Linked DNA regions of Mus musculus: all the other regions are linked to region 1. A link is a loop called in an ENCODE intact Hi-C map of the cell type or tissue named here. Cell type or tissue: heart. All regions are shown on one strand. Links, peaks and the distances in the headings refer to the core of each region. The heading gives the core; the rest is flanking DNA. Region 1 overlaps Myrfl (myelin regulatory factor-like). Region 2 has its middle 16 kb from the start of 1700030O20Rik. Region 3 holds the start of Gm26579 (predicted gene, 26579).

Evidence for each region. Peaks named below come from ENCODE experiments on the same cell type or tissue, not always from the same donor. Only the 100,000 strongest peaks of a DNase experiment are listed, where the experiment ranks them.
Region 2: it touches region 1 in a loop (2.2-fold over the local background); 4 of 42 quality-filtered maps call a loop at or near these places.
Region 3: a loop joins it to region 1, with 2.1 times the contacts of the local background. A loop is called at or near these places in 2 of 42 quality-filtered maps.

What each region holds. Positions count from the first base shown.
Region 1 is chr10:116,776,826-116,787,166 of GRCm38, reverse strand. Myrfl (myelin regulatory factor-like) reads left to right here. Exons shown (of 25, transcript NM_001033333.3): 20 at 3,931-3,993; 21 at 5,131-5,218; 22 at 7,544-7,618; 23 at 9,712-9,823; 24 at 10,144-10,218. Among named protein-coding and RNA genes, the nearest start is that of 4930579P08Rik, 53 kb to the right of the region's middle. In heart, for the core only: no CTCF peak of the experiment used is centred there; no DNase peak of the experiment used is centred there; H3K27ac peaks cover 661 bases.
Region 2 is chr10:116,708,423-116,718,763 of GRCm38, reverse strand. No RefSeq gene overlaps it. Among named protein-coding and RNA genes, the nearest start is that of 1700030O20Rik, 16 kb to the left of the region's middle. In heart, for the core only: no CTCF peak of the experiment used is centred there; a DNase peak (open chromatin) is centred at 5,143.
Region 3 is chr10:116,672,697-116,683,037 of GRCm38, reverse strand. Gm26579 (predicted gene, 26579) reads right to left here and starts at 8,447. Exons shown (of 4, transcript NR_152731.1): 1 at 8,157-8,447; 2 at 7,026-7,140; 3 at 4,375-4,535; 4 at 3,735-4,085. In heart, for the core only: a CTCF peak has its summit at 4,273 (motif pointing left); no DNase peak of the experiment used is centred there.

The DNA of each region.
Region 1 (10,341 bases), core at 976-8,975:
GGTGGTGCTCCTCTGGAGAGGCTTGGTGAGTCTGGTTCCCTTGAAGGAGGCTGGGTGTGGTTCTGTTAGAGGACACAGGTCATTGGAGGTGGGCTTTGCGAGCTCAAGGACTATTCTTTCGAGCTCACCCTCTCTGCTTTGTGCCTGGGGTTTAAGATGCGAGCTCTCAGATTGCTGTCCCAGCCACCTGCTTGCCTGCAGGCACTCTGCCCCTGCAAGAGTTACCCCCTCTGGATCCCTGAGCTGGAATAAACGACCCATCCTTCTGTGAGCTGCCTTGGTCATATATAGATATAAAATCACCGTGAGAAAATACTCATGAAAAGCAACTTACAAAGGAAGCTCTTATTTTGACCCGTGGTTTTAGAGGAGTCAGTCTATGATGGAAAGGCCTCATTATTCTGGCCTAAGAGAGGCAGGTCACCATGGCAGCAGGGATGTATTTAGAAGAGGCCATTCACCTCTTAGCAGTGAGGAGATAGGAGATAAAGAGAGGGGGCTTGCTCTCAGTCTATTGAACGGTGCCGTCTACACTCAGGGCAGGCCTTTCCCTAGCAGGTGCTGTCCCACATAAGAGCCATCTTGGAAATGACCCTACTGACACACCCACAAGTGTACTCTACCAATCACCTAGGCTACGGCTTCTTTTCTACCCAGTATCCTCTTGTCTGAGAAATTTCAAGTGACCCTAGGTATATAAACCTATTAAGTAGTCACAAATCCAGAACATTTACCGATAAATATGTGTTTCGAGAAATTCATTCAAAATAATTCTGTGATGTTCATATCATACTGATGAGTCATACGTTTATCTTAAAACCATTAGGTGGATCACAACCGCCTTTAACTCCAGTTCTGGGGGATTTGCCACCTTCCTCTGGCCATTCACACACAGGATCATACATACAAAGAAAAAAGAAAAGGAAAGAAAAGAAAGAAAAAAAAAGATTTAAGGCCGGGTATGATGGTGCACGCCTTTAATCCCAGCACTTGGGAGGCAGAGGCAGGCGAATTTCTGAGTTTGAGGTCAACCTTGTCTATAGAGTGAGTTCCAGGACAGCCAGGGCTACACAGAGAAACGGTGTCTCGAAAAAACAAATAAACAGAAAAAGTCTTTGCTTCCTTTTATGGAATGGTGTGTTTCTATAAGAGCAGAAAGCTTTGCAGTCAAGTGAAAACAAACTGTAGTCTCAAGTGTGAGCGGAGGGGGCCATGGGCACGTGAGTTGGCGTTGGGTAGCAACAAAGCATCATGGGATGTTCAGAACCAGCTCTGCAGTGGGGGAGCATGACAGAGTGACATCAAGTGAGCCTAAAACACCCACAATCCAGTAAGCATGTGATTTTCAGTTGTGCACTCAGAGCTCTTATTATTGACAAACACTTCTACAACTGTCACACTCATTTACGTGACCCCCATGAAGTCACAGTTTAAGAATCTATGGCTGATTCATTTCTCAATGGGACTGAGTTGACAGCCAAGGTTATCTGGCACACTACGAAGTGATTGCTCTCAACATCTAATTTTTAAAAGATTTACTCGGGGCTGGAGAATGGTGCAGATGTTAAGAGCACTTGTTGCACTTCCTGAGGACCCGGGTTCAGTTCCCAGCATCCAGATGTTGATGTGCAACCAGGGGATCCGTTGTCCTTTTCTCACCTCTTCAGGCACGGGCGCGCACATGGTCTACATACAGACACATGCAGGCAAACCCTCATACACATAAAGAATATAAACAACTTTTACATAATAAACAAGTTAAAATGTTTGTTGTGTACAGCCCTGACACCTGAACAGTTGCCTCTGTTGCTTTGGAAATGCCATTTTTCTACTGCAGACAGAGTGACTGCCCTGGCTTTGTCCCCACCTCAGTAATCCTGTAGCTGGCTGGGTCCCCCAACCCCTTCCTGCCTTACAGTTTAGACTCAGTTGTTTTTCTCCATGAATTTTGCTTTGTGTGATTCTAGGATGGCAGAATGGTGGTGCAGAGACTCAGTCTGGACAGCAAAGCAAGCCCTTGTACTATTCTTTATCCTTTGGGCTCGCCTGCCTTATCCCTTATTCTCTGCTACTTATCCCCTGTATTCATCTGCCAAGAAGGGACAGCCATCCTATTGGGCTGTCCTTGGGTGCTCAGAATAATATCTAATAGAAAATAATCAGTGAGAAGTTGGTATAGATATCATTATTATCCTTCACTACAAATATATATCATATATTGGATATATGATTGATATGGATATATTATATGCAATATATAACATATTATATATCATATATTGTATATGTATGGATATAGATATATCCACATCATTTAATAACCAGGAAGGAGCACCCAGTCCATTGTATAGTCCTGCTCATCTTCGGGCACCTCCAATGCTGTTTGTATGAAGACTAATATTCATTATGCCTCTGTATAGTTTGTTTCTATTTATTTTCCATCATTTTCACTCACTCTAACTATACACTTTGAGCCCTGCTATCTCATTTAATAGGATCTATTCTGTGGGAGAGAGGCCATGGAATGGTCAAGGTAGATAAAGCCAACGGGAACCATGCAGCCCTGGCTCCACACCCCACCGATACCTGGACCAAATTCCCAACTGACTATTCCCCAGCTTCTCGCCTTACTCTTCTCTGAGTTTCCAGGTTTGGTTAGAAATCAGATTCCAACATACACATGGTTGCTTCATCCTCGTTCCTGGATTCAGAGTGTCAGTTTGTAATGATTTTTTTGGTTTTACCCAGAAATAAAGGAAATCTGATCTTGGGCTTGGGCTGGGCGCAGCTGTTGCCTTCGGGGCTTGTTCTCACCCAAGTAGAACTGGCATCAAAACACATGACCAGGAAGAGTGATGACAACTCACTGAAAGGACACTTAGGCCTGTCCCCGGAGTTACGAGTCCTCTGTCACTGGCTGTATTCACACACCCACACCCTCTAATGACATGTGTCCATTGTTTAAATATTGCGTCAACCATGCCAAGAGTGACCCTGAGGGACCTGGGTCTAACAGCTTTGGTTAGCAACATTTTTGACTCAGGATCTAGATGAGAAATAAAACTACCACTAGCTTCTCATTAATCAGAGAGCAATGCTTCCCTACTACGATCCAGGCTGTCCCAGGAGCTATAGAGGGCCCAGAATGGAATAGAAATAAAACCAAATTCAAAGTTAAGGGATAACCCAGAGGTGCTACGCTTTGGGCATGAGGGCTGATGTGTATCATTGACTGAAGAGCATGTGTGTCCACACTGAAAGGGGGAAACTGTGAGCTCTGGGGACTTCTAGGATGATGGTGTGGTCTCCTCAGGCTGCCAGGACACAATCCCACGGATTGAGTGGTGTAAACTACAGACATTTGTGGGGGAGGGTGACAGTTTTGGAGGCTAGAGGTCCAAGATCTTGGTGTTAACAAATCTGGCTCCTTTGGAGGTCTTCCCTTTGCCTGTAGAAGGCCACCTTCTTGTTAAGTCCATAAATGGTATTTTCTTTGCTCCTGTGTATGTGCCCAAAGCCACCCCTGGTGTCTCCCTGTAATCTCCTGCTCTGATAAGGACAGCTGTCAGATTGGACTAGAGGTCTTCTAAACTGCCTCGAATTCTCTTGATCCCCCTCTTTAAAGGCCATATCTCCAAACAGAGAGGCATTCTGAGGAGGAAAGTATTGGGGTTTCAACATGTGTTGGGGTGTGTGTGACTTTCCTGTAACAGACGACTTCTTGGGTGAGGGCAATAATAGACTAGAGTGGGAAGAAACGGGATAGGTGTGGGTAAGTGCTACAGCGGGAGAGGGGGAGGGGGAGGGGGAGGGGGAGGGGGAGGGGGAGGGGGAGAGGGAGAGGGTGGGGATGCATTCAGCTCTCAGCTCAGTCAGCTTCCTATCATCCTGAAGGAGCCTTCCTGACTGACAGATGTTTTTATTCTTTAGAAGACAAAAGCAAATCGTTCCTGACAAGCAGTGCGCTTATCAGCCCAGACTGGGAAAGTGACTGTAAGTTGACATTTAAGTGACACTCTTTTGGATACTCTTTTTGCCCTCTGAGACTAGGCAGCTCCACAGCCTTAGGAGCATTAGTGGGGTGAGAAACAGGAACAACATGACAGTCATCCTACCTGCCACCCCGTCCTGTCACCCACCACCACCACACAGGCAGGCAGGCAGGCAGACACACACAGTTACACAAGCACACACACATAGACACACAGACACACACAGGCACACACAGACACACACAGATACACAAACATACAAATACAGAAACACAGACACACACAATACACAAACATACAAACACACAGACACATATACAGACAGACACATACAGACACATGCAGACACATATACAGACACACAGAGACACACACAGGGACCTACACAGACACAGATAGACACAGACATACACAGATATACAAACACCAAGACATACACATACATACATGTACAGATACACACACATACATACATAGATACACATACACCGATACACACAGTCACACATACACACACATCATACACATACATACATACATACATACACACATATGCATACATACATACATACATACATACACACACACACACACACATCCACTGTGGACACTTCGGTGGCCATGTCCTATAATCCTTGTCAGCCTGAGCATTAATGAGGCATTCAGGATGGTCACCTGCAGCCAGATAAGCTGTGGTTAAGTTCCAGGATTTTAAAACATCTTTGAAGTTCCTGCCTTCCTCCTTTGTTCTGACTGTATTTTTAGTTCATTTTTTATTTCCTGAAGTAGATTGTGTGTCACATCTTATGCCCCATCTCTAGTAAATTCCAATTTAGGAGGACTTCTGTAGTCCAGAAATTATTTTGGGTGTGATGGCACTGTTCCTAGGAGTCTGGATTTTTATTGACAAATTAAATTTCTTACAATTACTCATCGCCCCCAAACAAGCACAAGAGCCTGGCGCAGACGTTCCCCTCCTTTTCTCATTTGAGCATGGATGGGATGCATCTGTCCGGGACTCTCTTGGTTTACATTCTGCAGTTTGGGCTGGAGCAGGAACGCAGCACGTTCTCCCTGCACAAGAGTTTATTTCCTTTCCTCTGTTCATCTCATTGCTGTTCTTTTCTCCTTAATCCAGGGATCGACACAACCATCGCTTCCATTCAGATTGTAGAAATCCAGCAAATGATAGACCGTCGGTACTGCAGCAGAATGCTCCACTGCGGGTGGGTAAGCCTCCCAGGATGCTCTGGCTGCCTCTGGGATTTAGTCAGCATTATACTGTTGAGACCAGAATGAAAATCAAAGCTTCATGTTGAAATCCATGTGCGTTTACATCGTTCCTTAAGTAAAAGCACACTGAATACACAGAAGATGAGGGAGTCAGAAATGGTGGGTGTTAGCACAGATCAATAAGCTACAAACCCCATGGTCCTGATCTCCTACCTCCTTGTTTAATGGCTACACCCGAAGCAAAATCCTAGGGAACAGACTGTCCCCAGGGGCACACAGCAATGCTCTGAGTGGCTAGTTGAGTGAGTTGACGTTTGTGAAACAGCAAAGGGTATTATTTTAATTGCTGTGGAAGTCCAGCTCTGCTTAGTGTAGCTTTTATTCGAGGAGGCAAACAATTGCCCAGATACAACATCCATCCTCAGTGTGTGTCAACACACACACACACACACACACACACACACACACACACACACACACACAACGGCAGTGATGCATCTAGACATGGAGAACCCAACTGACTGCAGCAAGCACAAATGCAAACTGTAGACATTCAGCATGGGAAATGTTTCTTAATTTGATATGTACCTACTGGGTACCTAGAGGCGAGACGTTCCTTTCAGTTGGGGTCACACATGGGACCTATGGATTTTCAGGCTCAGGCTTTTTTTCAACCCAGTAGATTAGACTTCAAGTTGATGTTCCTACATTATAAAAACAACATATATTTCAAAATGACTTCTGATGCCTATCTTTTTTGTTTGTTTGTTTGTTTTTGTTTTTGTTTTTCGAGGCAGGGTTTCTCTGTATAGCTCTGGCTGTCCTGGAACTCAGTTTGTAGACCAGGCTGGCCTCAAACTCAGAAATCTGCCTGCCTCTGCCTCCTGAGTGCTGGGATTAAAGGCATGCGCTACCACGCCCGGCTTCTGATGCCTATCTTTATGACCACACTGAACTCTTCCATCAGCACTCAGAAGTCGATGTTATTGTCTCTACTTTGCAGTTCTGTGCGAGCTAACGAGCTTGCTGTAGGTCACACCTTTAGTGAGCATCCCAGACAGATGTTAGTTAGTTACTATGACAGAATGGCATCATGAAGATGAATCATGTGACTCAGGTCCAAATCCTGGACTCAAGCAAAGTATTTGTCCTCATACATTCAGATCTCTCTGTCAGATGGGTTAGTATCAGTTACAGAGAAGCAGCAGTCTCATGTCTCCCCGTAAGATGGGAAGTTACCAAGAAGGGAAGGTGTATATCGGGAAGGGAATTCCGTGTGTTTAAGCATACCAGTTGAACTATAGGCTCTGATCCTAAGGCAGATACTGTGTGTGTTGTGGGTGGGGGTGTGTGGCAATAATGTTAAGCTTTTATTCAGCTTTTTTTTTTTTTGGCATATAATTGACAAGCAAAAATTAAATATATTCCTGATACACAAATGTAATGTGCTTTTTTTTATACCTTAGTATATAGCCCATATACTAAGCTACATTTTTTAAATGTAGTGATAAATAAAAATTGTGTACGTCCAAGGTTCACAATATGATGCTCTGATATTCTTAAATATTATAAAATTCTGACTTTCTCCAACTCCCCATGTTTTTTTTTTTTTCACATTTTGACAATTAGTTTAGTATCATTTAAAGAGAATCTGAGATGGCTGGCTCTTACCCCCCTTTGTCTGGTTTGTGTTGTTTTTCCATGCCATCCATGGGGGCACCAATCAGAGGGAGGGCTTGATTAAGTACAGACATGCCATTCGATGGAGTTGTTCATCACAGTAGCAATCAGTGGGCCACCCTCTTCCCTCTGAGCATCTCTGGTTCGGGAGGTGGACCTAGGATAAGCAAGTCTACCTTACAATTTCCTCTATTCCTGAGCGGTAATCAGGGCCATCATAATTATAACCGATTTGGGATCTAAATGTACACATTTCCTGCTAAAATTCTTTAAAAGGGAGAATGGTTTGTGCTGCGTTATCTCACGTGGCCCTTCCAGGAGAATTTTATGTTTACTTCGTTTTTCTCCTGAAATTTGTTTCTCTGTGACCAAACTAATTTCCTGTGCATTTGATTTTGTGTATTTTGGTTTGGAATTTGACTTTCCGTATTTTATATTAAGGCACCTGCCAAGTTCACTCTGACACTGGGTAAGTTTGTCTCTGAAAACTACAGACACGGGAGATTAAACCCAACTTTCTAAATTTATCATGTGTCATTTTGCAGTTTACATAGCGTGTGGTCTATGTCAAAAAAGAAATCCTTTTGAAGCTGTTGGGGTGTATTTTGACTTGTGATTTTATTTTCTTCTAAAATTAGGCCTGGGCACTATAATTATAACATTCCTGTTAATAAGAACACACCCACCAACGTCAAATTCTCTCTGGAAATCAAGTAAGTGTGTGGTTGTAAGAAACAATGGTGCTTTCTCCTTCTCTGAGCAGTTAGTCTGAATGCAGTCATTGTTGAGTGTGTTGGGAGATAAAGTGCTGTCAGTCTGTGTTAACTGACAGACAGTAAAGAGGTGAGATCGTCCAGGATCCTTCAGGGAATGGGAGCGCTGGGAGCCACACTCCTGCCTGGAGGAAGTTCACATGGTAGCAGCAAGCGCAGGGCTCCCTGACTGGCTCCTTTGAACTGGGGTTGAAACGCCAGTATCAGCATGTCCCCCGGGTGGGAGCGGTTGGTACACCAGTATCAGCATGTTCCCCAGGTGGGAGCTGAGCATCTCAGTGACATTCCATCCCGGTGGGAATACATATGCCCTTTGCTTAAGGGCAGAAAAAAAATGAGCCCAAGTTTTGAGCTGGGCAGACCAGGATTCAAATTCTGTCTGTTGCGTCTTCATTTTGTGACCTCGCAAGAGACGGTCACTGTCTCAGGGCTACCATTTCTCCACCTATAAAATGGACGTCACATAATACCATGGCACATAGAGTCGTTATGAGAAATTGTTAACACTGACAAAATTAGTAACTGCCATTGACTGATCACAGAGTACCAGTAAGATAGTGCACACACGAATACTGGGACATACAATCCTGCCCTCCCAGGATGAGTTTCTTCCTAGCTTATGCTTGACAGGCAGGACGTTAGGGAACGCAGGTCAGACATGTGTTCTGGGGCTGGAGAGATGGCTCAGTTGGTAGAGTGCCTGCATACAAGCATGAGGACACAAGTTCAATCCCCAGCACCCACACAAAAGATGGGTGCAGTACTTCTTGTCTGTAAGCCCAGCGCTGAGGAGTCAGAGACAGGAGGACTCCTGAATGCACTGGCTAGCCAGTCTAGCCTTGGGTGAGCTCTGGGCCTCCCTGTCCCCAAAACTAAGGTTGAAAGCAATAGAGGAAGACACCCAACATTGACCCAGAGGTCACCTCCACATATGCACACCATGAACATGTAACACACATAAACGACACGTTTTGAATTTATAGCTAGTAAATGGCAGAAACAGGCTTCACGTGTGGCTCCCGGCCATTCTTTTGCCTATTTGTAAGAGGATGGGTGTGTAAAGACAGTGAGTGCCCCTTCCTGAGCCACAGGGCACTCAATGAATAATAAGCCTGCTTTATAACTGCAATCCCTCTAAAACTTGAAAACGTTATAATTGAATCATTCTGTAGCTCAGAATTCATTGTGTATGTGTGTGTGTTTGTGTGCATGTGCGCATGCGTGTGCACGTGGCGGTGTGGACCAAACCCAAGCATGTCAGGCAAGTGCTTTACCACTGAGTTTCCTGTCCGTGGCGTGGGTATTTTCAGACAGTGAGGCTCAGTCTGGCCTGGCAACCCTCCAGCAACTACCTCCTGAGTGCCAGGATTCTAGGTGTGTGCTGCCCTATCTGGCTTGTCACCTCATACTTTCAATAATCAACTTTCAGCCCACTTCACTCAAACTTGTGCAAGGAGCCTCTCCTGTGAAAGCTTTATTCCATTTCTCAATTCCAGTCTCACCCCTTGCTCCTGCGTCTTCTGTTTCCCTTCCTCTATCCTCTCTGCCTTCCCTGGCTGTGCTCCCATCTTTGACCATTTGCCACCTCTGTCTCTTCTGTCTCCTCTGGGCTTCATATCCCTTCCCTCTTAGTTTTACTCATCAATGGAGGAGTGCCACTCAGCCCAACTGCATGCTGTGGAGAGTCAGGCTGAGCAAGCCATGGAGAGCAAGCCAATAAGCAGCAGCACCCCCTCCCCCACCCCCCACCCCATGGCTCTGCATCAGCTCCTGTCTTCAGGTTCCTGCCCTGTTTCAGTTCCTGTCCTGACTTCTGTCAGCGATGAACAGCATAGTGGGAGCATAAGCCAAATGAACCCTTTCCTCCCCAAGTTGCTCTGGTCATGGTATCCATCAGAGCAATAGTCACCCTGAGTATGGCACAGCCTCAGGGAGGGTTAGCTCTGTGCCCACTAGTTAGTTCATCTTCTTATCAAAATGTAGTCTGCTAGAATCTACTAACTACTTTTGCTCTCTTTCTTCATCTCTTCAAGCACAACAGAGCCACTGATAGTCTTCCAGTGCAAATACACGCTAGGGAATATATGTTTCCGCAGTCAACGGGAAAGAACCCAGAGCGATGGAGAAGATGCTCAGATGACACAGGTAATGTTTCCTGGCTCCTTAACATCATGTCCTGGTTCCAGCAGAGGTTATTTAGGACTACAGCCTCTGCTCCCTATTGAGGGAAGGATGCCTGGAACCAAACACCAGTGCCCCTTCTTAGCTGAACTTGGCCACCTCGCTTGGCTCGGCATCTTCCTTGCATCCTTAAGAGACCACAGACTGTTCTAGCGACATAGATCAAAAACCGTTGTCCTAGAGCCTCTCCTACAGTTGTCAAGGGCGTGCCTCCCTAGCCTGCTCTCCTTCCAACTGAGCTGTAACATGTGAGCTGAGATGGGCGTGTCTCCTTCATCTCTTAGGGATACCAGCACATTTGGAGGCTTCCCGTGGCCCGGTTCTCCGACAGCGCATACCATTTCCGGGTAGCCGCACCAGTAAGCAAGCTCCCCCCACCACCCCACCACCCCCGCCATTTTTCTTTTCAGTAGGAAATTAAACTCTCAATAGATAAAAGAAACACTAACGATAGTTAACTTTCACACTGGTCTTTCTCTTTT
Region 2 (10,341 bases), core at 1,054-9,053, 68 kb after region 1:
TGACAGAGGACCTGAGTTTAGTTATCAGCAGTACCATCTGTAGCCCAGTTCCGGAGGACCCCATATGTTATTCTGCCCTTTGTGGGCAGCAGGCACGCACACCGTGCACATACAAACATGCAGACAAAATACTTAGAAATAAGCAAATCTAGAGACCTTTGCATCAGCTAGCAAGTGGAAGATCACAAGCTGTCTATCATATCTCACTCACAAACCCATGCAGTCTGGGCTTTGTCTGTGTAAGGTCTCACTTGGGGAAAGAGTTCTGAAGATGCTATGAAGGCCTTCACTAATGAGCTAGAAGTCCTCTCCAGAGAGGACTGTGGAAAAACGGGTGTGTTGCGTGGAAAGGCAAAGCTCCTTCAGCTGTGGAAATGATAGATTTGAAAAGCCAGAAATGAAGGTTCACTTGGTGCCAATAAGAATTAAACTTGCCAATTTCAATATTGCTCTTGTGCCTGAAATAACGTATGCGGTGGTCTGATTAAAAAGCAGAACCAGCAAGGTGCCAGGTCCTCCGTTAAATTCTTCTTAGCGGCTTATCTCATGTAATCTTTACAGCTTCCCGGGTAGTTACTATTCCAATACCACCTCACTGATGAGAAGGGAGACCGAAGCCAAGGGAATTTAAATTCAGACGCGTGGCAACACATCTACCAATTAACAGAGTCAGCACTCAAGCTCAGACAGTCCCTCTTAGTTATCACACTATATTAATTTAGTTGACAAATTTATATTGCATGTCGATCACCTGTCAGGCCAGTTGGCACTAGATGTATAAAAGAGGTAAAACTCTACTTTCGTGGGGTTTATACATACGTGAAAACAGAAGAGATTGATTTTGAAAAGAAATGCAAAATTGTGATCTGTGGATGGTGTGGATTGATGTGTGTATAAAAGATAAAAAGAGGGGGGATATGCTCTATGGGGGTGTGATGAGGTATGGGGGGAGGGGGTGCCTCCATGGGCCCATGTTGAGGTATCCCTTCCCCTGAGGGACCAGCCACAGGGTGGCATAGTATAGAATGGAGTTTATTCAGGGCATGGGGAGGGGAGTTAAGAGGGTAGTAGAGACAGAGAAGGGAGGAGAGAGAGAGAGAGAGAGAGAGAGAGAGAGAGAGAGAGTAGAGAAATAGAGGTTGGCCATGAGCACATGGATAGAGAGGGGGGAAGGGAATTGGGACAGAGGGGGGAAGGGGCAAGGGGATAGAGAAGTAGCAGGAAGGCAAGAGCAAGAGAGAGAGGGGAGGGGGCAAGCAGTCCCTTTTATAGTGAGCCAGACACACCTGGCTGTTGCCAGGTAACTGTGTGTGTGTGGGCATATCTGGCTGTTGCCAGGTAACTGTGGGGTGGGGGGAGCTCAGACAAAATGCTAACATGGGTGACAGATGTAGCTCATAAGAAACCCTCAAGGTTTAACGCATAACCAGAAGAACAATCATATAGTCTTCAGACAACTGGAAACTGAGAGCTGTGATCCATGGAGAGAGAATGAAATGACTGCACAGGCCACACTGCCTGCTTTTCCTATGTGCCCATCTGGACTGTGGGAGAGTGTTAAGGATGGGATGCCCAGGCAGAACACAGCCTTCTCCATGCGTTCTCCAACTCTTCTCAGAGATGTTGGAGGTTGGGAGGGTGGGGAGAATTCTCAGGACAGATGACAGGGAAATCAGAATCGTTGTCTAGAGAAAACAGTCCATCACCTGCATAGAGACCTCTTGAGCTCTTGGTTGAACGTGAAATTGGGTGTATGTTGAGTAAAGTTTCCTAAGAAGAGCAGAGAGAATACTAGCAAGGTTGCCATATCTAGTACATAAGGAAAAAAAAAAAAAAACACCATAGGGAATTAGTTAAATTTAAACTTCAGGTAAATATGAATAATTTTTTTAGCATCAGTATGTCTTAACTATACTTTACTACCAAGAGATGGAGAAGAAACTGGATCTCATTTACACCAGTATTCAACTTCCAATTTACCTTCATGAAAAGACAGAAAAAGCACCTGGGAGATTCAGTCTCTTGGCCATCCACTCCAGAAAGACCAAAAGAGCTGTAAAGCATAAGTGGAATCCCAACAAAGCCATGGAGGTTAGATGAGATAGCAAAGGTCGCAATGTAGATAGAAAGAGATGTCCAGGCTCCTGAGCCTTCCGTAGTAAGAAGTCCAAGGATAATGATGGATTCACTGAGAAAATAAAAGATGACTGTGACTGAATGAAGCCAATCAAGAATGTGTGGTATCTTAGAAGTTAAATGAAGAAGATATGACAGAGAGAGAGGGGGTAGGAGGAAGGGAGGGAGGGTGGGAGGGAGGGGGAGGGGGAGGGGAAGAGAAAGGGGGTGGAGGGAGGGAGAGCAGAGGGAGGGAGGGAGGGAGGGAGGGAGGGAGGGAGGGAGGGAAGAGAACAACTACACTAAATGCTCCTGAGAGTATTCATTGGTGTCAACATCACTGGGCTAGTTAGGGAGAGCAGTCCCATGCTAATCATGGAGTTAGGAGCTTGACTGCAGTAGGTTAGCCATGACAGAAGCGGATGACAGAGACCAGGTACAGGCAAGCCTTAAGGAATGTTATTGCTGAAAGAAGAAAAAAAATGGTGCTGTAGTTAGGAAAAATAGAAACAGAATGGGTTGCTTGCACTTTGTGAATGAACTTAGGGACTTAGAGAAAACATGTAATAAGAAGACAAAAAAAAAATGAATGTAGGAGATGGAAGAGGTATTTGCTGGAGTGGTGCCTTGCATGTGTAAAATGGACAAGGAACTTATTCGGTATGCTAGCTAGTTTTATGTCAACTTGACACAAGCTAGAGCTATATCTGGGAAGAGGAAATCTTAATTGAAAACAGAAGTCTTCATAAGATTGGCCTGTAAGCAACCCTACAGGGCATTTTCCTGATTGGTGAGGGATGTGAGCGAGCCCAGACCATTGTAAATGGTACCCCCTCTGGGCTGGTGGCCGCAGGTGCTAAGCAAGAGTCTTAGTCACTGTTCTAGGATGGTGAAGAGGCACCATCACCAAGGTAACTCTTGTACAAGAAAGCATTTAATTGGTTTGTGTACAGTTTCAGAAGTTTAGTCCATTATCATCACAGTGGGGAGCATAGGGGGTGATGGTGCAGTAACTGAGAGCCACACTCTGACCCACAGGCTGAGCGCAGGAAAGAGAAAAACACACTGGGCTTTGTGTGGGCTTTGGAAAACCTCAAAGTTCACTCCCAAGGACTTCCTCCAACAAGGCCATGCCCCCCAATCCCTCTAATCCTATCAAAGAGTTCCACTCCCCACTGACTAAGCTTTCGAATATATGAGCCTGAGGGGGCCATTCTTATTTAACCCACCACATAAGCAGCTGAGGCCAGGGCAGTAAGCCTTCCTCCATGGCCTCTGCTTCAGTTCCTGCCTCAGATTCCCTTCAGGATGGGATTGGGACATGAAAGTTGGAATAAACCTTTTCATCTCCAAGATGCTTTGAGTCAGAGTGTTTTATGGCAGTGATAAAACGCTTAATTAAGACCGTGGGCACACTTCTCATCTCTAGTGGGAGGCAGGGACTGTGAGGGCAGACACTGCCTTGGAGAGCCCTGCGGGGGAGGGGAGAAGTGAAGACAGGTTCCTCAGAAGGCTTCTTAAGGAATTGGGAGAGGAGGCCTTTTGTCCGGGCTCAAGCATAGGAACAGAGGTTTGCTGAGAACACGGGGTGAGAGGAGAAGGGGGGATTGGTAGTTTAGGAAAGAATAGTGGTAAACAAACAAGAAAAACATACAACGAGCTCACCATTTGGTGTGTACAGCCATGAATTTAGAGTGGGGACAACCAGAGAATTGGGTGTTTTCCTTCAGCCAGAAGCTGTGCACCAGTAGGTGAGGCATGGGTCTAACCAGAGTCTGTTCCTCCCCTCTCTCCTTCTCCACTTCAATGTTGTATATGAGTGTGTGTGTTTGTGTGTGTGTGTGTACATGTGTGCATATCTGTGTGTCTGTGCACATGTGTGTGTATGTGTGTATGTATATGTGTGTACATGCATGTGTCTGTGTGTCTACACCTGTGTGTATGTGTGTCTCTGTGTGTGTACATGTGTGCATTCTGTGTGTCTGTGCGCATGTGTGTGTATGTGTGTATGTATATGTGTGTACATGCATGTGTCCGTGTGTCTACACCTGTGTGTATGTGTGTCTCTGTGTGTGTGTGTGCATGTGCATGTGTCTCTGTGTCAGTACCTGTGTATATTTGTCTGTGTGTGTGTCTGTATATGTCTGTGCCTGTGTGTCTGCCTGTGTGTGTATATGTGTGTGTGTACATACCTGTGTATGCATGTGCCCATGTGTCTGCGGCTGCAAGCATGAATGCACGTATGTGGAGGTCAGGTGTCTCCTTCAGTCACTCTATCAGTTATGAGACAAGCTCTCTCACTGCATCTGGACTCACTAGCTACAGAGATCTGGGATCCTTCTTTCTTTGCCAGGCCCTCGTGCTGCCATTACAGATGGAAACACCACAACTTAACTTCAGATCTTCCCTCTTTGGCAATCACTTTCCTTCCACACTGTGTCATCTCTGCAACCTTAGGCTTGGTGATGCCAAGCAAATGCAAGGGGAGGGAGGGCAGCAAAGGAGCAACAATCCCCCAGGCACGATGACAGATGACTGTGCCTGCAGAGGTTTTAAAGCAGGGGAAGAAGAGAACCAAAGGAATTGGGGAAAGGCTAAGGTCCAAAAGGCATTATTGAAACTGACATTAGGGAGAAGCCAAGAGGTAGGGGGTAACACTGAACTAACAAAGGGTTGGTGACTATTAGTAATACCATGGCCAGAAGTGCACGTGACAGACAGATACTTCAGGGAGTTTGTAGGATCCTGTTCGGGTATGGTGAAACTACCAAGAGTTGTTAGGATGGCCGTGCTACGAGACAACAGCTTTTGGTTTAACCAAAGTCTTTTCATCAATAGACGTGAACTGTGAGCATGCTGGGCTGGCAGCTGCTGGGTTGGCGACGACTCAGTCAGACATAGTTTGACACAGTAGCCTCCATTCGAGCTGGTCTTCAGAGGTCTTCAAGTTTATCCTGCAGTGGGAAGTGGAGGTTAATTTAGGAAAACTAGCTGCTGGCAGACCTCCCAGGGTGAGGGTTGGCTTCCAGCAGGGAGGAGTCGTTTGGCCGGGATCCTGAGAGAACACTGAGGTAAGGGCTGGAGTCCAAGGTTCCACAGGTCATCTGCCTGAACCGCCAAAACCTGCACTCCAACTCCGAGTCCCCAGTGGGGACGAACTAGGCAGTCCCACCCCTGAGTGACTGCGGAGATGGAAGAAGAGAGGAAGCCCACGAAGCTGGGACCCTCATCACCAGAGGAGACACTGGAGTCTCCCAAGCTTGGGGCTTACTGTCCCACAGAGTTGGACTGTGAGTGTTAGGTCACTACACTGTCCCAGCATGCAACAGCAAAGGAGAAACTGACATCTGCTGCTCTTCTTGCCCAGCTAAGCCGCTAGGGATACATAAATATTCTCTCAGATCTAGGGTATGTGGGGTTAGGCCTTCCACTCTGTGTGGGGCCCCATCATAGACGTGGTCAATCTCTGTTCCCTCTTTTTCTTTTTTTCTTTTATATATCCGGAAGGAAAGAAGGAAGGAAGGGAGGGAGGGAGGGAGGGAGGGAGGAAGGAAGGAAGGAAGGAAGGAAGGAAGGAAAGAGAAAAGAAGGACGGACATATATTTTCCTTCACCGTACATCTTGGATTACATTTTGGCATTTTGTTTTGTTTGTTTTGTTTTTCCAGTCGGGGTCTCACTCTGTACCCCTGACTGGCTGGAACCTGCTGTATACTTCAAGTTGACCTTGAACTCATCTCACGGGCTGGGATTAAAGACTCATGCACCGGGCCTCAGGCTCGGGCTGGAAGAATCTGGTGATATCTTGTTTCATAAAGGTTGAAGGAACTGCCCTGAGAAAGCCTCCCGAGGAGAGAAACTGAAAGGCTGAAGGGCCTTGTAGCGCCAGCAGTGGGGGGTTGGTGAGGATGGTAAACAAGCAGCCACCCATGCATCCCTCATTTCCCCCAAAGGCATCTGGGATGTCATAGTTCTGCTCATTCAGCCCCAGAGATTTGTTTCTGTCCAGCCTCCAAAGAGTTAACACTGGCACTCAGTACCCTGTTACGGGTGATGGTGATGCACTCAGTACCCTGTTACGGGTGATGGTGATGCACTCAGTACCCTGTTACGGGTGATGGTGATGCACTCAGTACCCTGATACGGGTGATTGTGAGGCACTCAGTACCCTGTTACGGGTGATTGTGAGGCACTCAGTACCCTGTTACAGGTGATTGTGAGGCACTTAGTACCCTGTTACAGGTGATTGTGATGCACTCAGTACCGTTACAGGTGATTGTGAGGCACTCAGTACCCTGTTACGAGTGATTGTGAGGCACTCAGTACCGTTACAGGTGATTGTGAGGCACTCAGTACCCTGTTACGAGTGATTGTGAGGCACTCAGTACCGTTACAGGTGATTGTGAGGCACTCAGTACCCTGTTACGGGTGATTGTGAGGCACTCAGTACCCTGTTACAGGTGATTGTGAGGCACTCAGTACCCTGTTATGGGTGATTGTGATACAGAGCACTTGATCATTTAACTTAAGAACAATGGATCTCAGATGCCCGCTATTCTTCGGGAGCCAATGAAACATACTCGCCATTTAAAAATCAATGACAATAAAAGTTTGGTTATTCCAATAAATAGAAAGCAATAGGATCCATTGGTGTTTTGTTTTTCTAGTTCATTTCTATTGCTAAGATAAAACACTCTAACCAGATGCAACTCAGGAGAGGAAAGATTTGATTTGCCTTACACCCCCCCCCCCGCCCCCCGCCCCCCCCCCCCCCGGGGCACAGTCTACTCTTGAGGGAAGTAGGCACAGGAACCTAAGCAGAAGCTTGAAGAGAAACTTTAGAGGAACTCTCTCATACATAACCTACATCATGCTTACCTACCTGTCTTACACAGCCCAGGGCTACCCACCAAGGCAATGGTGCGGTCTACATTGGACTGGGATTTCCTACATCAATTATCAACTAAGACAATTCCCCACCCTCCAACATATTCACAGACCAGTCTGCTCTGGGAGATACTTTAAAAGAGACTCCCTTCTCAGGTGATCTAGGCCGTGTCAACTTGACCGTTAAAGATAACCAGGCCAGTTACTGATGATATTTGAAGCAGAATATTTATAATTCAGATCACAGTTGTGTGAGGTCTAGCATAGAACTGAGCCATTGCAAGACTGCTGACAGATATGACATCTTACAGCATACTACGGTCTGGTGGTCCTCAAAGTCAGGCAGGTATGAACTGGTACCAGGTACCATCTTGCTGAGCACAGGTAAGGCTCTCACAGGGTTTCTTTTCCAGAGAATAGTGACAGATGGCAACATTAAAGGTCATTTTGAGCTACTATGAACATTTTATTGTAGCGGGAAATATTAAAAAAATGAAACTGCCAACTCTCAGGGGGGCTGGAACATGCTTCGGGGCTCTTGCTGGCCCGCCAACTCTCTGGCCACATCAGATTACAGGGCTCCTGCTGGCGCCACATCTCTCCGGCGCCCCACCCCCATCCCCCTGAGTTCCTCTTGCTACCACGGAACACCCCCACACACCCCATGGTTAGCCATCACATCACAATACCCAGTACCCCCGGTAGAATCATGACTCCTTTGGTATTTTTGTTTTTGTTTTTGGTTTTTGTTTTTGTTTTTTTCTGAGACAGGGTTTCTCTGTGTAGCCCTGGCTGTCCTGGAACTCACTCTCTAGACCAGGCTGGCCTCGAACTCAGAAATCCGTCTGCCTTTGCCTCCCAAGTGCTGGAATTAAAGGCGTGCGCCACCACTGCCCAGGGAATCATGACTCTTAATGCTTAATTAACCAAACAGATTTATGTATCAGATATCGCAATTTACAAGATATCAATACAATAATTTCAGAGCCAATTGGTAATGATAAAATTTTTTTTTCTTTTGATAAAAAGCTTTTTCCCAATATTTCTAACCTTGTGAAATCATAGCTACTTGTAGCTGCTAAACCCCACTCGGGTACACATCCGGAACCATCTTCCTTCTCCTCCGACTCTGAGAGGCTCCCTTTGTCTGAGACTCTTAGCTCCTCCTCCCTTTTTCCAGTCCAATCACAGGCCTCCCACTGCCCTAATGTGATTGGTCAGGGAAAATCCTGCAGCATTTTATTTTAATACACTACTTTAGAATAGGGGCTAGAATTGACTCAATGCCTCACGAATGACAACTAGTACTATGAACTAGATACTAGTACTAGTATCTTAGAGTTTCTATCATTGATAAACCGGCATGACCAAAAGCAACTTGGAGAGGGAAAGGCTTATTTCATCTGACAGCTCTCAGGTAACAGGCCATCACTGGAGGAAGTCAGGTGGGGATTCAAAGTGCCTAGTCCTGCCATAATTGATGTGCATGGGGCGTATTTGGGGGTGATAAAGGGAGGGCTCCCCCTTCTCAGAGGAGAAGGCGAGGAGACAGGGACTGAAGCAGAGGCCATGGATGAATGCTGTATGAGGACATGGGCTTGCTCTATGCTCATGGTGGCCCCGCCCACAATGGGCTGGGTGGTCCCACGTCAATCACTAAGAAAATATACTACAGACTTGCCTAAAAGTCGTTTTTTTTATAAAGGTTGCCAAATAGATCTTATTTATTCTCTTCCCATTAATTTTTACTTTATATCCTGATCCAGGTCCCTCTCTCTTCCAAAACTACACACACACACATACACACACACACACACACACCACCCTTACCGCCCCTTCTCTGAGAAAGGGGAGCCCCCCACTGGGTATCATCCCCACAGACAGCCAACACATCAATCACTGAAGGGCTAGGCACATCCTTTCCCACTGAGGCCAGATGAGGCGGCCCAGTTAGGGGAACTGGATCCACAGACAGGCAACAGAGTCAGGCACAGCCCATGCACACTCCAGTTGTTGGGGGATGCCCCTGAAGACTGAGCTGCACATCATACATACGTGCAGCGGGCCTAGGTCCAGCTGGTGTATGTTGTTTGGTGGTTCAGTCCCTGGGAGCCCCCAAGGGTCCTGGTTAGTGTGACTCTGTTGGTCTTCTACAAGCCGCTCTTATGGAGCCTTCTTCTCAGCTGAGGATCCCTCTTCCCAAACGACTCTTGCTTGTGTCACGTTGACATAAAGCTAGCCAGGACAACAAGCTACAAATGGGCTCTGTACCACAGGTCCAGCTCAATGTCCCATGGCTAGGATGAACTTTTCCACCCACCGTTGCTTGCCATTAAAGAGAAAAAATGAATCCTCAGACAGCTGTTTTCAGGTGAGTTTCTGATCATGTGAGTCACTGTTTGGAAGCTTGGATTGGTAGCTTGGAAAACTACTCCAGTCATGGGTAACAGTATCTATTTTTTTTCTTTTAATTGAAAAATAGGGGACTTTTATGTGTTCCTACTATACCTTGTTAGCGTCTCTGCTTCTTATTAATGTAGGACCTTCTAGAAGGATAGGTTCATCACGACCTTAAGTGATATAGACAATATTTGTCAACTGGAAGGCTTGTGTCCCTGGCTTTATTTTAGGCCCCAGACCTCTTAGCCACAGATATGCCACTACTGCTGAAGGGCTTTTCTAAGCCACGACAGAACCGTGAAGAATATTCTAGCTTCCTCCCGTGGTTTGTTTGCCAATCTCTTACTGGTTTGCCAATCTCTTTGATTGGCCAAACAGCCTAAGCCTCAATAAATAGCAACTATGTCTATTACCATCCATTATTCAGTAGCGACTAGATAAGGTAGGGTAGATGGCAGCCATTTCTGAAACGCATGTTCATTTTTCTTTTTAACAACTTACTCTCTTTTTCCTGTCTAATGTTTAGTGAACACAGATTGCATGCCCCAGTTCCCTGAATATTTTAAAATGTTGTCTAGAGTCCCCAAGTGTCTGCATCATGGGACGTCAAATGTCACTTAAAGAATGTTGATCCATCTTGGAACTGTCAGAACAAAAACCATGCTGGCAAACTTGAGATAAAGAGATTCCCAATGGGCAGTGGTGGCACAAGCCTTTAATCTCAGCACTAGGGGGGCAGAGGCAGGTGGATTTCTGAGTTTGAGACCAGCCTGGTCTACAGAGTGAGTTCCAGGACAGAGAAACCCTGCCTCAAAAAACCAAGAGAGAGAGAGAGAGAGAGAGAGAGAGAGAGAGAGAGAGAGAGAGAGAGAGAGAGAGAGATTCCCTTTTTGGGCGATCTGTGAGCGAACAATGAGGAACACACACAGTGGGGCAACCG
Region 3 (10,341 bases), core at 1,147-9,146, 100 kb after region 1:
GAAAAACACTGGGTCTACTCTTGCTTCATTTAATAACATTTCCAGGAGTAACATGCTTTTCCGTTTTAAAAGTTAAAACAAAGAGTTACTAGAAATACCTAAAAACAGTGCAACATGAAATCATTGCAAAGATGAGATCAGCCTCATAAATTTCATATCACTTGCAATAACATATAAGGCAAAGGTTTTGGCAAGTTTTATGTCAACTTGTTACAATCTAGAGTCATTTGAGAAGAGGGAACCTCCGTTGAGAAAACACCCCCGTCAGATTGGTCTGTGGGTAAGCCTGTAGAGCATTTTCTTCGTTGATGACTGTTGTGAGAAGGCTCAGACCATTGTGAGTGTGGACACCTCTGGGAGAGTGGTCCAAGTTGCTATAAGAAAGCAGGCTGAACAAGCTATGAGGAGCAAACCATTAAGCAGCACCCTTCCCTGCCCTCTGCATAAGCTCCTGTATTTAGGTTTTTGCCTTGGGCTCCCTCAGTGATAGAATGTTACATATATATATATATATATATACATATATATATATATATATATATACACACACACATATATATAGTATATATATACACACACATATATATAGTATATATACACACACATATACATACACATACACATAAACATATACATATATAGTCATAAGATGAGGGCTGGTGAGATGGCTCAGTGGGTACGAGCACTGACTGCTTTTCCAAAGGTCCTGAGTTCAAATCCCAGCAACCACATAAAGGCTCACAACTATCTGTACAGCTACAGTGTACTCATATACATAAAATAAATAAACAAATCTTTCAAAAAATAAGATGAAATTGCCTTTTTCTGTACAGATTGCTTTCAGTCATGGTGTTTTATCACAGTGACAGAAATCCTAACTAAAAGAACAGATTATTCAGAAAAAGCTGTAAGTGGGAACTTTAAGATTTGGGGGTTGGAATTGTATGGGGGAGTCTGTTGATAACGTTTCAGAAAGATACAAAGCCTGGTTTTAAAGTCCCCAATTAAGCGCTTTTTTTTCCTGAATAGTAAGTATGCAAATACATTTTATACCCCAGATTAGAAATGGGTTACAGCTGGTTGGTTATTGGCCAAAGGGGTCCCATTGACCCCTAAAATATCACAGATGATTACCAATGCTATTTTTTTCCTTCTACAACCTAGTGGAAAGACCATGTTGTAGAAAACAGCACTCACTCACATCAACAAACGTGGGTAAATTGGCTGGTGCCCAACAGGAAGCTTCCTCCCTCCTGACTAGTGTTCACAGTGCCGAAGATACTTTATACGCTACCAAAACATGAAAGCACTCATCAATGTCGTTCTGCTACAAAACCTGTGAGCTACAATAGTGACCTGATTGCAAGGTATGCCGACTGGAGCAACAATGGCACAAGTATCACCTGAGTAACCAACCACTTTTTCTAGCCCATTCCATGAGCTAGAACAGAATGCCCCAGAGATCAGTGTATTGTGGACACACACACACACCCCACTAGAGAAGTCTGTTCTTGCCGTAGATAGTAATTAACATTAAAAACATGACTGGACAATGTTAAGGAAGGACTCAGTCTTTGGAGTACTCAGCCCTCACTTGGATGTCTTTATTAAACCATCCTCCTCAAGGCTCACGGATCTATGCAGCAGAGAAGGGAGAAAGATCGTAAGAGCTGGAGGTGGGGGTTAACTCTAAAGAAACAACATTTTGCAGGCACAGTAGGGGTGATGCAGGCATGAACTCACAGAGGCTGTGGCTGCATGCACAAGATCTGTACAAGTGCAAGCCAGACAACACCCCAGCACGGAGATGGAAAAGTGGGCACAAAGAAGCACGTCCAACTAAGAAGCTGTTTGCAATCCATAGATGCCCAGAGGGAAAGATCAGTTTTCTTCAATGAAGAGACAGTAGGTAGGTGTACTGGCTGGTTTTGTGTGTCAACTTGACACAAGCTGGAGTTATCACAGAGAAAGGAGCCTCCCTTGAGGAAGTGCCTCCATGAGATCCACCTGTAAGGCATTTTCTCAATTAGTGATCTAGCTGGGAGAGCCCAGTCCATTGTGGGTGGTGCCATCCCTGGGCTGGTAGTCTTGGGTTCTATAAGAGAGCAGGCCGAGCAAGCCAGGGAAAGCAAGCCAGTAAGTAACATCCCTCCATGGCCTCTGTATCAGCTCCTGCTCCCTGACCTGCTTGAGTTCCAGCTCTGATTTCCTTTGGCGATGAACAGCAATGTGGAATTGTAAGCTGAATTTTTCCTCCCCAACTTGCTTCTTGGTCATAATGTTTTGTGCAAGAATAGAAACCCTGACTTAGACAGTAAATTAACTACACTCTCAGGTAGGCTACATGTTTTGGAATATTTGGATAAGTCAAAACACTCCATGCTTGTCTTCTCATTTTCTTTTTTCTTTCCTTTTTTTTTTCTTTTCTTTTTTCTTTGTTTTCTGTTTTAAAAAAAATTTTTTAAGAGAGAAAAGAGCTATGACGTAGGATGATTCAGGAGCAAGTGTATGAGGGGAAAGAATATGGTTAAAATACAGTGTATGAATAATTTTTAAAGATTTATTTATTATTTATTATATGTAAGTAGACTGTAGCTGTCTTCAGACACTCCAGAAGAGGGAGTCAGATCTTGTTACGGATGGTTGTGAGCCACCATGTGGTTGCTGGGATTTGAACTCCGGACCTTCGGAAGAGCAGTCGGGGGTGCTCTTACCTGCTGAGCCATCTCACCAGCCCATGAATAATTTTTAAAATAAACATACTTTTAAAGAATAGAAAGATGAATTTCCTGGGTGATGAGCATTAGTCACTAGTGGCCTTGCCTTAGAAGAACTGCATCTGAAGAGGAAAGTCATGTTACCGGATATAAAAGAAACACTCTTTGAGCAGTGGTGGCGCACGCTTTTAATCCCAGCACTTGGGAGACAGAGGCAGGCAGAATTCTGAGTTCGAGGCCAGCCTGGTCTACAGAGTGAGCTCCAGGACAGCCAGGGCTATACAGAGAAACCCTGTCTCGAAAAAAAGAGAAACGGACAAAAAGAAAAAAAAGAAAAGAAAAAAGAAAAGCAAAGAAAAGCAACACTCTCCCAAAGTCCATCCCAAATCAACGGCTTCCTCATATGGATCTCATATGAATCATGGAAAACTAAATGCGTCATGAAACCTCCAGATGGACAGAACCAAGAGATGTGGACGCTAAGCTATCATCTGTTATTAGCAAGAAATGTATCCACAGTCTACAGATATAAGGAGCTTTATCTATACTGTGAAGAAATGGCTGTGAAGGGACACTGTAACCATGGCAGCTCTTATCAAGGAAAACATCTAAGTGGGACTGGCTTATATTTCAGAGGTCTAGTCCATTAGCATCATGGCGAAGCATGGTGGCAGGCAGACCTGGTGCTGGAGAAGGGGCTGAGAGTTCTACCTCCGCCTCTGCAGGCAGCAGGAAGAGAGAGATGCTGGGCCTGGCTTGAGCATTTGAAACCCCAGTGACACATTTTCTCCAACAAGGCCACACCTACCTCAACAAAGACATAGTAGTGTCCTAAGACCACTCCCTAAGCATTCAAATCTACGAGCCTATGGACGCCATTCTTATTCAAACCGCCACAGAACAAAAAAAAAAAAGACTTTTAACTTTTATCTTCTTCAAAGTTTTGTTTAGGTATGGCTGTTACCCTCTCATTCTTCTTACATGGTGCAAAACCTGTCCTCGGAGTCAGGTAGATTTAAGTAACATGCCAGTTTTATTAGTAGGTGTCTTCTACCACCTTAAACAAGACGATGATCTCAGAGACTTAGTTTCTTCATCAGGAAAACAAGCAGATCAGTGTATCTATTTATAAAGTCCCATGAGGATCAACTATGACGACATCTAGAGAGTCTTTGATGTGGCTCCCATCACAGGAAATCATCCAGCTGTAACGATGGTCTCTTCCTGCTTTGGTGTGTGCTATGGAGTTGTGTGCTTGAAGAGGCTCTTGGCTTATGTTTAAAGGGAAGTGGAAGTTGGTGGAGTGAGAGAGTTAAAGGGGCTGGAGGGAGCAACTGTAGAACGCTGCACAAACTTCCAAAGGGAAACCTGCAGGATGATAATTGTAAAGATATCTATAAAGCTGAGTTACTAAGGCAGGGCTGGAGAGACGGCTCAGTGGTTAAGAGCACTGAGTGCTCTTCCAGAGGTCCAGAGTTCAATCCTAGCAACCACATGGTGGCTCACGACCATCTGTAATGGGATCTGATGCCCTCTTCTGGTGTGTCTGAAGACAGCTACAGTATATTCATAAACATATATTAAATAAATCTATCTTTAAAAAATATTATATGCAAAATAACTGGCCAAAAAAAAATGACATAAATTCTTCACAGACCTGTCTTGGAACATCTTAAGTTCTCCAGCAACTGTTGAGCATTCATATCTGTTGTTTTAAATAGTGTCATTATTCAGCCTTCATCTGAATCTTCTGTATGGACGTTGCTATGTCAAAGACTGTGAAATTCTAAGATTATTTCCATATATCAAACTCTCTCTCTGAGACAGAGCAGAAAGATTCAAGTTAGGAATGACAAGTAAAAATTGCCACAGAAAACAAGACTTTTAAAGCAAATTATAAATTCACTTTCTTAAATAGACATATATGCAAACATATATTGGAGTATACAGATATGGTGTATATATTGATACATATACCATTTTCATATATATCAATTTACATGGACATAAATATATGTATATTCCGCTGGGCTCATCTCCCTCCCAAGTTTTCATACAGGATAAGCCTTGATTACTGCTAATGGCTCCCAGGTGTCCCAATTCCTTGGGCTCTTTCTGTGTTCCTTTCAGATCTAATTTCTCTTGCAATTTAGTCTCTCAAAATGAGACTGTTTCAACCGGCCTTGATCTAACATATGGTTGGCAAATATCCAACAAGAACAAACAGCTTAGTTATATAATGCAGAGACCACAGATGTGGCCTCTACTTAAATGACCTTAAACGGATCCCAGGGCCTAGAGGCTGAAGGCATGCTGAGACACCAGATTAGATACTTGCATTCGTGGAAATCATTTGTGGAAGGGTGCTTTAGCCCCAATTCACTCCACTGGGTATGAGTTTAAGTTCAGTAGACTTCTAAAGAAGGCTGGTCATACACATCTCTTTTTAGAGTTGACAAAGGAATTAGAAGTCATGTAGTTCAGTCACATCCAAGTCACACATATAAATCGAGAGGACTCTTGCCTCAGGACTTACCTTCCTCTATCAGCAAACATCTATTCACTTCCTGCTTATTGATCATATGATTTTTTTAAATCTATGATTATACTTATTTGCAACACTGAATGTTCCTAATCTGATCACTGAATAAAATCTTTTTAATGTACGATTGAGGTAATTTGGAATTCTTTTATTCAGGTGGGGGGTCTTAGTCAGGGTTTCTATTCCTGCACAAACATCATGACCAAGAAGCAAGTTGGGGAGGAAAGGGTTTATTCAGCTTATAATTCCACACTGCTGTTCATCACCAAGGAAGTCAGGACTGAAACTCAAGCAGGTCAGGAAGCAGGAGCTGATGCAGAGGCCATGGAGGGATGTTACTTATTGGCTTGCTTCCCCTGGCTTGCTCAGCCTGCTCTCTTATAGAACCAAGACTACCAGCCCAGAGATGGTCCCACCCACAAGGGGCCTTTCCCCTTGATCACTAATTGAGAAAATGCCTTACAGTTGGATCTCATGGAGGCATTTCCTCAACTGAAGCTCCTTTATCTGTGATAACTTCAGCTGTGTCAAGTTGACACAAAACTAGCCAGTACATGGGGGCTTGTGGAAAATGAAGGGGGGGCACATATGTGTGCCTATGTGTGGAGATCAAATCTAGGGTCTTGGGCATGCTGGGAATTGCTTTACCACTGAGCTTAAAGACTCAAGTCCTTAAAGACTATCATGTCTGATCATGGAGGATTCGGCCTATACGTTCCTTTTTTGTGGTGTCCTTATTAGGGTGTTGTGGTGTCCTTCACAAACTCATATGTGGAAGGCTTGTTCCTCAGCTGGAGGTGCTATTCTAGGAGAACACCAGAAATTTTAGAAAGGTGCCTAAATAATTCGTCATAGGCATAGCTTGAAGAGTGTTTTGACCTGGCGCCTTCCTGTTTGAGTCTCTGTCTCCATCTCTCTGTATTCTTGTCCCCCTCCCCTCTCTCTCCAACTCCTCTTCCCACTTCTGGCTATTATGAAGTGACAGCATGGCTTTGTCAAGCCCTTCTACTGAGATGATCTGCCTCCCACGGTCAAGCATGAGTAGAGCTACTTAGATGGACTGAACCCTCTAAGCCACGGCACATAATAGGTCCTTTTAAAAGAAGTAATTCTATGTGCAAGTTGTTTATGTAGAATATTTGTTGCAGTGATAACAAACACACACACACACACACACACACACACACAAGCAAAACTGCTGACAGACACATGGGACAAGACTCTGTCTATGTAGGGTGCATTTGGAAGCAAGACTTTTGTCCCTACTTGGTAGACTAGTCTGAGAAGTGTTGCCATTAGTTTTGTTTTGTTTTGTCTGGTATAATTTAGGCATGAGCTAATCTGGCCCTGAGCTTCTCTTATTGAGAGACTTTTCATTCTGTCTCATCACGTTTGACCTACCAAGAAGTCTAAATACCCATCTCGGCTTGACCTTTGTACCTGATATAAAAGTCTAGAAATTTGTCCACTTTTTTCCTAAATGTTTCAGTTTGGGGTGTATTCTTTTTTAAAATATCCCTGATGTTTGAGTGGATCCCCGTGGTGTTTTCTGTAGTGTCTCCTTTTGTCCCTAATTTTATTCTTTCAGTCTTGTCTGTCTTAGAGCTAGTCCGGCTCAGTGTCTTTCAAGCTTCGTATTTTCAGAGATCTTGAAGATCTTGAAGATCTTCAAGATCTCTGAGAACAAGCCCATCAGGGCTTGTTCTCCAGGACCACGCAGAGAGCAGGGGCTAATTTACCATAACAACTACAACATGAAAACACACCCTGTCCTTTGGGTTGTTGCTCTAAATAGAAACAGATGCAGAGACCCACGGGTTCACACACTCAGGAATCCCATAAAAACACTAAACTGGAAGCCATAATATATACCCAAAGGACCTGTAGGATAAAAAAGAAAAAAAAATAATTACAAATAAAATTAAAATAGAAAAATATATTACATATGTGTGTGTGTCTGTGTGTGCATGCAGCAGCCAAAAAATATGATAAAAATCAATTTAAAACAACTATACTAACAAAACCAAAAAGAAAGAAAAAGGGAAAGGCAAAATCATATATAGTAAGCTAAAACGTTAAATACGTGGTCAAAATTAATACAATTCAAGCAAAAAATTTTAAGCAGAGAAAGAAAAAAGGATTTTTTTCAGTGAAAGACAAAATGTCATTGGTGAATAGAGATAAATAACAACAAATGAAAGTACGAAAGATAATAAATAAATCAAGACTTTCTTCTAACCAAGAACATTTTCGAGTATTTTGTTGGGAGGGACCTGTAGGCTACAGGAAGCTAGTGGTCCTTTCTCCCTGCTCTCACCAAGCAGACTGAGGCTAACAGGCAGAGTGAGCTCCGCCCGTGTTTCCCAGTGGACCAGTTAAGAGTACATCTCCCGTGGCAAAGCTGCAATCACCCCATAAGTTCTTTGTAGTCTCGCCCAGAGCTAAGGCAGCAATGCTCTCTTTTGTGGTGTGGAGGCAACTCGAGTTCTTATACACTCCCTTAGACCTTCAGTCTGTGCCCCTAGGGCCACGGCAAATAACCCAGACAGAGTTTATCCATGAATGCCTCAAAGAGCTGGGGAATCAAACAGACCACTGAGTCTTGTACTAAAAGGAGGGGTGGTGGGAAGTTAGAAATTTGTTTTCTTTAGTCTCCACACTCTCGGATCCTGCCCCCAGATTAAACTCCACATTGTTAGACCTACCCTCAACACCTACCACACAGCGTGGGACCAATCACTGTACCCCCCACCAGCCTGTTTTTCCCATGACTGGTACTTCTTAGTGGGTCTTTAACAGACGTCCCTTTCTTTAGCTATCTCTTGTGCCCAACCCCCAGTCACGGGGGCAAGGTGTCCCCAGGAACCGTAAATTGTGGTTGTTCCAGAGTCTCTGACCTTATAGTAGCTTAGCCTACAATCAGATTCGTTCTTCAAAGGGGTGAGGTGGATTTCTTCTTACAGCTACTTTGTTGTGCAGGAGAAATCACTTTAGGGCCAAATCTTCCTACTGACTGGTACTCTTAAGGAGGCTTCCTCCTCTGCTGTGAGGAGACACTATGACCACAGGAACTCTTATGAAGGAGAACATTTAGTTGGGGCTGGCTTACAGTTCAGCAGTTTAGTCTGCTAGTGTCATAGCAGGGAGCATGGTGGCAAGCAGACAGATGTGGTGCTGGAGAGGAAGCTGAGAGTTCTACATCCGGATCTGCAGGCAGCAGGAAGTGGATGTCACACTGGGTGTGGCTTGAGCATCTGAGATCTGAAAGACCTCCCACAGTGACATACTTCCTCTAACAAGGCCACACCTCCTAGTAGTACAGCTTTTTTTTTTTTGAGCCTATGGGCAGGGGCGGGAGAGCATTTTCATTCAAACCATCACATATACCCACTGTGAATATTCTTTCTTTCATATCTTTCTTTATAACTATACAATATCATGACAATTATTAAAAGATTTACCGCTTTTCCCACAGTATAGCATTTATTTTTATAATTGCTATACCAGGAAAAAAATGCCTGGTGTAATATGGTCTAAAATATCTGCTTAATGAATATTTTTTCTGTTTATTTATGCCATGTTTCTTTGCAGAAAGAAATGAGTATGAATTATAGAAATCCAGGCAGCACATTTTTACAACCTGAAAGGGAATATAGTCATTTAGTGTAGGTAGTTGAATGACTACCGATATCACAGTTTGAGTGTGAAATGTCCCCACAGAACTTGTGTCTACAGTTGGTTGTGTTGTTTTGTGTGTGTGTGTGTGTGTGTGTGTGTGTGTGTGTGTGTGTGTGTGTGAAACTTTCAGGACATGGGGTCTGGTAGCCAGAGGTGAGTCACAAAGGCAGACATTAAAAGGGTATGTCTTCATAGCCTGTTTTCAATCTCCTTGGTCTGTTTTCAAATTCGGTTGTCACACGGGGAGCTCACCTCTTATGCCTGTCTACACAGCTGCTCTCTGGGCCTTCCTTCCCTGCCTTGTCAGAGTGAGTGGTCTGAAGCCCTGAGCCCAAACACAGTTTTCTTCCTTTAATGAACTCTCCAGAGTATTTTGTCACAGTTGAGAAAACTGACTGATAGAGAAAAACATCTGAAGAACTCAGGTGTAACCATTGTGGAGGGAAGGCTGTGTGGTATGGTACTTTAATCCCAGTGCTCAAGAGTCACCAGAGGCAGGCGGATCTCTGAGGCCAGCATGGTCTAGAGAGTGAGTTCCAGGACAGCTAGGGCTACACAGAGAAACCCTAACCCTGTCTTAGGGGAAAATGGGGATAACAGGAGAGCCACAGTATTCTAATTTTAAACTCAATCAAGAAAAAAAAAAAAGAAATTTCAAAAAAAAAAAAACTCCTTGAAACTTTAAGTGTGTGTTTTATGTGAAATATAAAGATAGTTGTTTAAATTTCAAAATACTGGAAGAAATAGAGAATATTCTTTAGTTCCTATACTGTACTTCTGCCACCAGTATTCCTAGTTCTAAACCACCAGTATGCTAATCAAGTGGTCAGCCATTGCATTACATGGCTGGTAACAGGGAGTGAGCTCTTCTCCTCCCATGACAAAAGCGGCTGCCAACAGGTCAGTCCTAGCCAGAGACAGAGACAGGATGTAGGCACATTTTGACCTGAGGCTGACTCTCCCATGCTATGGATTCTTCTAGACCAGTGGTTTGTAACCTGTGGGTCATGACCCTTTTAGGAATCGCATACCAGATGTCCTGCACATCAGATACTTATATTACAATCCATAACAGTAGCAAAATTAAAGATAGGAAGTAGCAACAAAATAACTGTATGGTTGGGGGGAGGAGGGGAGGTCACCACAACACAAGAACCTGTATTAGCCGGCTTCAGAGTTAGGAAGACTGAGACCACCGCTTTAGACCATCAGCAAGTAATCACAAATAGTCTTCAGGGTCAACTCAAAAGAAAAAAAAAAGCAACTGAAAACAAGCAAGTAGGAAGGAAGTGAAAGAAAAATGGAAAAACCAAAAGAGAAAAGAAAAAAGAAAGATAGTATCAGGAAAAGCAGTCTGGAGAGGCTGCAACAATTAGATACAAAGAAACATGGACTGCTGGTTGG